2 separate regions of the Homo sapiens genome follow, and region 2 is linked to region 1. A link is a contact called in ENCODE Hi-C or POLR2A ChIA-PET data. All regions are on one chromosome and are shown on one strand. Each heading gives the region's core, a stretch centred on a gene start or an enhancer-like site at or near the end of the contact. The rest is flanking DNA. Distances are from core to core; before and after follow the strand shown. Region 1 overlaps LOC124904260 (a long non-coding RNA gene). Region 2 has its middle 190 kb from the start of CTAGE1.

Region 1 (3,783 bases), core at 705-3,204:
AGAAGGAAAGACAGTGTTGAATCGCCGACACCACCCTGCCCCCATCCCCTGGCAGCAGCTGTGTGGCAAGGAGAGAGAATCAAATAATTGTTAATTCTATGCCCAAATACACAGACCGGGGTAGTGTCTTAGTCTGTTCATGCTGCTATAACAAAATACCACAGACTAATTTATAAACAACAGAAATTTGTTTTTCACAGTTCTGGAGGCTGGGAAGTCCAAGATTGAGGTGCTGGCAGATTCTGTGTCTAGTGAGGGCTGCTTTCTGCTTCCAAGATGGCACCTTGTTGGTTCAACTTGTGAAAGAGATGGAAGGGCAAAAGGGACCTAGCTGGTTTTCCCCAGCCCTTTTATAAGGCACTAATCCCATGTATAAGGGCAGAGCCCTCATGGCCTAATCACCTCCTAAAAGCCCCACCTCTTAATGCTGTTGCCTTGGGGATAACGTTTCAATGTTATTTTGTGAATTTTGGAAGGGACACGAACATTCAAGCCATAGTAGGAAGACTGAGTCAACGTAAACCTGTACAGTAATCTCCCTTATCTGCAATTTCACTTTCCAAGGTTTCAGTTATCTTCAGTCATCCATGGTCCAAAAATATTAAATGAAAAATTCCAGAAATAAACAATCCATAAATTTTAAATTGCGTGCCATTCTGAGCAGCATGATGAAATCTCTCGTCATCCTGCCCAGGTCGTGAATCATGCCTTTGTCTAGCATATCCACACTGTAGAAACTCCCCACCCTTAGTCACGTAGTAGTCATCTCAGTTCTCACATGGAAAAAGCATGTATATGTAGGGTCAGTACTACTCGAGGTTTCAGGCATCCACTGGGAGTCTTGGAATGTATCCCACCACTGTAACCAATATCTGATGCTATTCTCACACCAAGCTGGTAAACCTGGCCTAAACAAAGTCCCAAGCTGCCCCCAGACTTGTGAGCTAGGGCTTTTGTCTAGAAACAATCTTTAGTGACCCAAAGTCAAAGCTTAGGTATCCTGTTGACTGGGCACAGCAGTAGAACCCATCGATTCTGGAACATGGACCTCTAACCAGGTAGGGTTCTGCTTCCTTGTTAGGTGCCTTGAGGAATGTGGGGCCAGGAGGGTCCTTCAGGCCTCTCCCTACACCCCAGTCCCACCCCAGCCCCCTCCTGCTGCTCCTGCAACTGCCCTACTCTCTCAGAAGCCTTGTGCTTCAGAAGTGTTTTAAGACAAGAGAGTGTGAGACTAAATGCAAACTGGCTTCAAAAATGACCATTGTTTGTATCCACTGGGAATCCTTCAAGACCTTTCCCTCCCCTCCCTTCTCCCCACGGTGAACTTTAAGCATTTTTATCCATGGAGACTAAAGACAAAGTACTGTGTCTGGCTTCTCTTCTCTTTTCCAGCCAGCCCACTTGCCAGTCTGGCTTCTCTCATCTTTGTTTGGATGCTCTTCTTCATGACTCCTCGCCAATGCACAGATGTAAACTATTGTCTGATTATTAAAAGAAAAACACAAAACACAAAAAAAGCACACATGCCTTCAGTATTAATGACCATAGAGCTGTCTGCATAAGGTGAAGTCTGTGGTCCTGAGCAGACCACAAGCCATCAGCCCCTGCTGCTCCAGGAACTTGTGCTTTTCTCCTAGGTTTTATTAAAAACAAATTTAGGCAAACACAACAGGCTCAGAAAGGAGCACCACTGTGCCCTTGAAACTTTGCTGGGCAGCCTCCAGTGGCAAGCCTTGTCTTTGTCACCTCCTCCCAGTGAAGTTCACTATCTTTTGGCCCCCCTCAGAACTGCTGCCCCATACTGTCCACCTCAGCCTAGTAGCCAGAGACCTCGTGTTTGGTCTTTGCCCTCAACAAGACACTTCTAGCCACACTGAGTCATTGCTAGCTTGTTGGAAAGGTGAGAGCACTGGGTGGAGAGTCAGAGGCTGGCTTCCCTCCTACCCCTGCTGATAGGTTGCATGATCCTGAGCAAGTTTCTTCTCCCTGCTCAGTATTCTTGCCTGCAAACTAAGAGGGCTGGGCTAGACACATTCCTTCCATTTTTCCTTAAGCAAATATTTATTTAGCTCCTGCTCTGTGCAAGACACCGAGGATGGAACTGAAAACAGGACAAACAAGGTCCTTGCCCTCATGTAGTATATGGAACAGCAGGAGAAAGTTAAAAGAAAGTAAAAGAAGACACTCTGAGCATCCTTGTATCTCCAGCAACCTTCAAATGTGTCACTGAGAACAGCCGAATGTGCTGTCGTTCTGATTTATTGGGGATCAAAGTCTTTAACTAAAGATGTGGGATTCTTGTATGGATTTTCACACATCAGCTTCAGGAAATAAGTAATAAGGAGGAGTTCATGACCCTGAAATCCCCCCTCAATGGATACCTGCTACACTTCTCTCCTGAAAGCCAGGTATCTGCAGCTGTCATCCCACTTGCTACTTTAACTGAAGGAATTTTCAGAAGCAGCAGCCAAACATGACACACCAGCAGCCTGTAGCTCCACCCTTCAGTGGAACTGTTATTTTTAGGCCTCTCCTCTCTTGTCACAAGCATCTACATACCTCCCTGGGTGACTCATGTTTGTGGATAGCACCAAGCACACGTGACTTTTTCAATGTGGGGCTGGCTTATTTTGACAAACCCACTCTCCGTTCCATCTCTACTTGCAATACTCAGAATACTGTAGTGTGGGAAAAACTGTGGGACTTCCAGTGCTCCTCAAATGTGTGCCATGCAGCAGGAAAACTACCCCCAGAGAAGCTGGGACAAAGCTGTCCATGAGCCAATGAGTTACTAGTCATAAAGTTGAACATATTGTTTCCATATTGCTTTGCTCCACATTCGTAGCCATATGACTTGACCCCAGAGTTTCAGGTACAGTAAAATGCTCTTATTCATTATGGGGCCATGTTACCATGCATCAAGGTGATATCCTGAAAAATCACACCTCACATGGCTGTTAGACACTTGTGTAAGACGTGGGCTCTCAAAACAGCACATACCGAAATTGGAGTACTTCTAGAAGGTGTTGGGCCTGAATCATCCATTTCTATCAGAATTTTTAGCAATTTTTTGGTCATAGAAAAAAATATTTCTGAGTCTATATTTCAGGCAATATGACAAAAAGGACAAAAACATTGCCATGTGGACCCAGGTCAGTGGCCTATCTGTGTGGTGCCAGGAGGCAGAGAAGATGAAGTTTCCCTTTCAGATTCAGCAAGTGACTCCTTTCGTCATAAATCCATTCGGTGGTGTCATGCCACACCTCTCTCTTATTACCTGTACACCCACTTTTTGTTTGTATATTGGTTTGTTTGTTTTGTTATTTCTGGTCTTCAATGATCTCAGGCTCTTTCTTATCACAAGGTATCCTCAAGGGCTATTACCTCTGCCCAAAATATATTCACCCTGGAATATATTCTTCACCCAGCTAACTCATTCTGGTCTTAGTTTAAAGACCTTTTCTCCAGAAAAGCTGTGTCGACCCCTTTGGGGGAAGGTGGATTTCTCTGTTTTTTCTTTCATAGCATCCTATATCTTTCCACTGTGGCAGTTCTCACAGCAGTATTTAAATGATTATTTGTTAAAATGACTTGCTGAATACATGTCTTTCCCACCAGATTTTAAACTTCATGAAGGCAAGCCTTCTTTATTCACTTCTACTGTTCCAATGTCCAGCACAACACTTTGCACGTAAGAGTATTTTTCTCAAAACCTGTGTCAATTTGATAAGTATCCTTCTTCAAATTTACATAGAAGGAGGACAACTGAAAAGCAATGTGGTC
Region 2 (3,783 bases), core at 612-3,111, 140 kb before region 1:
TGCAAGGCATTGTATTAGGTTCTTTATCTTAGGTTTTCCATTTAACCCTCAAAACAACCCCAAGGGCGAGGACGAGTCTTTCCCATCTCCCTGTGAGAAAGTAGCTTCAGAGAGCTCTTGCCCAGGTCTCACTGTGAGCAGGTGGCAAAGTTGTTGCTGGAGTATTGTTTACTCAAACTCCAGGGTCCAAGTTCCTTCCACCTCACATAATGCCAAGGCTCTACTGTAGGTACAGGAAGCGAGAGCAAGAGATCTTCTCACTGCCTTCCACAATGTGGCTTCCTTAAAAGCATTTGAAGAAGGAGATGGATTCTACCAACTGTAGACAGCATCTCTGCTGGGGCCAGGCTGAGGCAGGACGGGTCTTGGGGGTGGAGTCAGGATACTCCTTTCTCATCCAGCCTCCAGCCAGCTGTTTGTGTTTGGATTTTTCTGGGGGCTAAGAAGTTTCCCGGTAAGAGACGGTGAACTGGGTCTTCAAAGGGGGTCCTGATGTACACCAGCTCATCTGGAGAACAAAATGGGGAGAGCAGGGCAGGGTGACAGAGGTCAAATTGCTGGGGAGATTCTCCGGATGCCTGAGAGAGGGATCGACCTAAGGAAGGGGGATTCAGGCAGTGAGTCCAACTTACCAACAAGGTTGTGGGGCTGAGAGAAGGTGTAGACCTTAGATTTTCTTGAATCTGCCCTGACCCCACCACTTTGCAGGGCTCTGTGCAGCCTGGAGTGGGAACGGCTGTCTGTGCATTAGGAGGTGCCACTCAGTAAGCCAGGCTTCAGCATCTTCCAGCCCATGCTGCCCTGCTGTGGTGCCTACTAGCAGCCGGGACCTCAGAGAGCAGGGAGCTACTCTTCTCACTTTGTAACCAACTGCCTGGAGTACCCAAGTGCCAGGAGGATTGAAACCGGCACCCAAGACTTCGCTAACATATCAGGGGAGGCAGAGATCAGCAGGAATGTGCCATGGCTGTGGCCACAGTGGTGGCGAACAAAGGCAGCAAGAAAGGGCCTGGATCCTTGTGTCAAGGCTGGGTGGTGGTGGCCACGACTTGGTCTAGACAGATTCACAAGAATGTCTGAGACATCACCGGGGACTGCAAGAAATAATTAGGGCTGAGTACATAAAAAGCTCCTGCAGGGAGCAAGTTCCTTTTATGCAGGTAGGGAGCCTTACGCCATAGAAATTGACAATCAGTGTTACTATGTCTGCATAGACAGGGGAGGCCTAGAGTTAAGTTCCATGAGCAATGGAGTTACGCGACCCAGAATAACAAGGCTAGTATGTAGGAAATAGTATTCAATTTTTGTAGGATTAGATCACCTCAGCCCGATAGGCTGGGCAAAAAGCCCTAATGGCTGTGCACATATCCTACCTCCAATAACTTAGATTCCTCCCTGTCCCTGGCTTGGCTACTCCCCCACACTGAGGGCCACAGAGAGGCGATGGAGTTGGTTGCTATGCTGTGCAGAGTTGCCACTGAAATGTGCTGGGAAACCAGGCTTGATAACTGTACATGGAACAGCTTGTCCTGACCACGCTTTCTCTGAAGAGAGCCAGAGGCAATGCTTCAGAGTGCTAGTGGTATGGCTGGGCCTGCCGGGAAGCAGCTCTGAAGCCCTGGCTGTGAGGCTTAGTGAGAAGGAACACTCCAGTGCAGTCATCAGAAGGTGCAGTCCCTGGGATGAGTGTGAGGATGTGAACTGGCTGGGGCAGCAGCACCAGGAGATGACGGTGAGCACAGCTGCCAGGGTCACCCCAGCTCCTCACCGGACATGGCCTGGGCCTGTGTCTCTCTCCCTGCCCAGAGTGGAGTACTAGCAGGCTGTGGGAAGGCTCAGATCGGGTTACCAAGCCCTTTGTACCCCACCCCAGCACTCTGAACTACAGCAAAATCTGGGGCTCTTAACTTTTTGGTTCATGATCCATGGATCCTTTGGGCAGTATGATGAAGCCTGCATTCTCCTTCTCAGACTAATACTTTAAATGCATAAGATAATATATTTAGGATTAGAAAGGAAGCCAGTTATGTGGAAATATGGTCTGAAACATCCCCAGAAACGTCAAGAAATAATTAGGACAGGGTGGAATAAAGGATCTTGAAAAAGGTTAGGGTTCCTTCCGTGCAGCTGGGGGCATGCGTTATCGAAATGTTCAGAAACTAGGTTTGTGATATGAAAATATCTGTGCGTCTGTACAATGCAATGCATAACAAGATTAAGCAGCAGGTCTAATACCATAATTCTCCAATTCTGACACTATAATTCCAAGTAGTGATGAGCATAACTGTTATTTCAAGATACCTGCTACAACTGAAATGTGATTTGAAAAATCTATAGTTTCTAGTGGTAACGAAGTCACAGATATACTGACATACTGATGTGGTGTGCTGTCTACATTCATAAGAAAATGCTAAATTTAAATTAAAGTGTAATGAAAAGAAAGATGTATTTTTTCCCACACTGTTTCAAGGCACCCCCCTAAATTCTATCTATAGACCCCAGATTGAGAACTCCTGTCTTCTGTGCTTGTGCAGAATGACTTCAGGAAAACACACACCTGGTTCCGAGTATGTTTTCTTAGCTCAATACCAGTACCATGTAACTATAGTTGCCTCAGGGTGTGTAATAATGACTAGGCAATGCACAATGCCATTGCAACAATGTGACGAAGGCTAGCCTGTATACCTATGAAATTCATTCCCTGCAAGGCTGTGGAGGGTTGAGCAGGTACAGGCACCACGGCCAGGCACAAACTCTGTGTTATTTTTGTGGGAGCAAAGAAGAATTCTTCTAGTTCCACAAGGTGCGGCAATATGAAAAAATGATAGTTGGACAAGGATGAACTCAGAGGTAATTTCTAACAAGAGTAGGGATAAGGAGAGGAAGCCAGGACTGTGATGTGAGCACAGAGTGGAGTGCTGGGAAAACATGGGATCTGGACTTGAGCCCCAAGTCTACCCTGGACAGCTGAGTGATTTTGGGTAAGTAAAAACGTTCCCTTCTTCATGCTTTTCCCTACCTCCATCATTGGGATTTGTGAGGGACACAGAGGACAGTATGTATATACAAAGGTGCTGTGTGAACAGTAAAGCCCCATCCTCACATCTGCTATTATTATCCTGTTACAAGCCACCTCATGTTTAACTTTACTCCAAATGTATCCCTGGGCAGCCATCACATGCCACACTCTTGCTGCAGTTTGCAAGTTGAGGCAAGTCACTTGTGGTTTTTGTCACTTTTTCCTCTCCAGGGGCAGTACCATGACTGGCAGCTCTGCCAGACAGACTGACTTTATCACTCAAAGGCCAGTAAAAGTGACCTTTGGTTGTCCTGGGAGTCCTGCACCCCTATTTTTCTGATGAAACTCCCTTTGACCTTCGATTCCCCTGGCTTTCCTTTCTCTTAGCTTCCCTCCCTCCTTTGGTCTGGCCTCTGTCCAAACCCTGGGATGGAGGTGAGGGATGGGAGCAGTAGGCACGGGGGTGGGGTGGGGAGCATGGAATGGGGGAGGAGGAGAGGAGAGTCTCCAACCCTATGGCTGCCTCCCTGAGTTCTGCCGGGCACAGTTTCCATAGACAGCCAGCAGCAAGAGCGCATGGAATAAAGTATATTGAAGTCATTCAGCTTTGAAGACTTCCTGTATACTTTTAAGCTGCCCATGACATCATTGCACTGGGTGGCTCAGAACAATAGGCAGGGGTGGGATGAAATGAACCAAATCTACAAAGCATCAAGAACAGAGAGTGAGAGGCTGAAACAGAAACAGCCACAGACTATGTGAAC

Evidence for each region. Hi-C counts contacts between places; a loop is a spot of excess contacts on that map. ChIA-PET counts read pairs that join two places held with the same protein, here RNA polymerase II (POLR2A). Pooled maps may share reads with other maps.
Region 2: a pooled map shows a loop between it and region 1 (4-fold over the local background). The contact joins two enhancer-like sites. A Hi-C loop is called at or near these places in 3 of 50 pooled maps. POLR2A ChIA-PET finds 5 or more read pairs at or near these places in 2 of 52 experiments (MCF 10A and endothelial cell of umbilical vein).

What each region holds. Positions count from the first base shown.
Region 1 is chr18:22,464,987-22,468,769 of GRCh38, reverse strand. It overlaps LOC124904260 (a long non-coding RNA gene), which reads left to right. Exons shown (of 3, transcript XR_007066305.1): 1 at 1-3,783. Among named protein-coding and RNA genes, the nearest start is that of CTAGE1, 49 kb to the right of the region's middle. RefSeq lists enhancers at 510-804, 3-1,202. Within about 2 kb of position 1,954, at least 13 of the 41 ENCODE cell types and tissues checked have a DNase peak (open chromatin) inside an H3K27ac peak, as active enhancers do.
Region 2 is chr18:22,604,794-22,608,576 of GRCh38, reverse strand. No RefSeq gene overlaps it. Among named protein-coding and RNA genes, the nearest start is that of CTAGE1, 190 kb to the right of the region's middle. Within about 2 kb of position 1,861, at least 7 of the 41 ENCODE cell types and tissues checked have a DNase peak (open chromatin) inside an H3K27ac peak, as active enhancers do.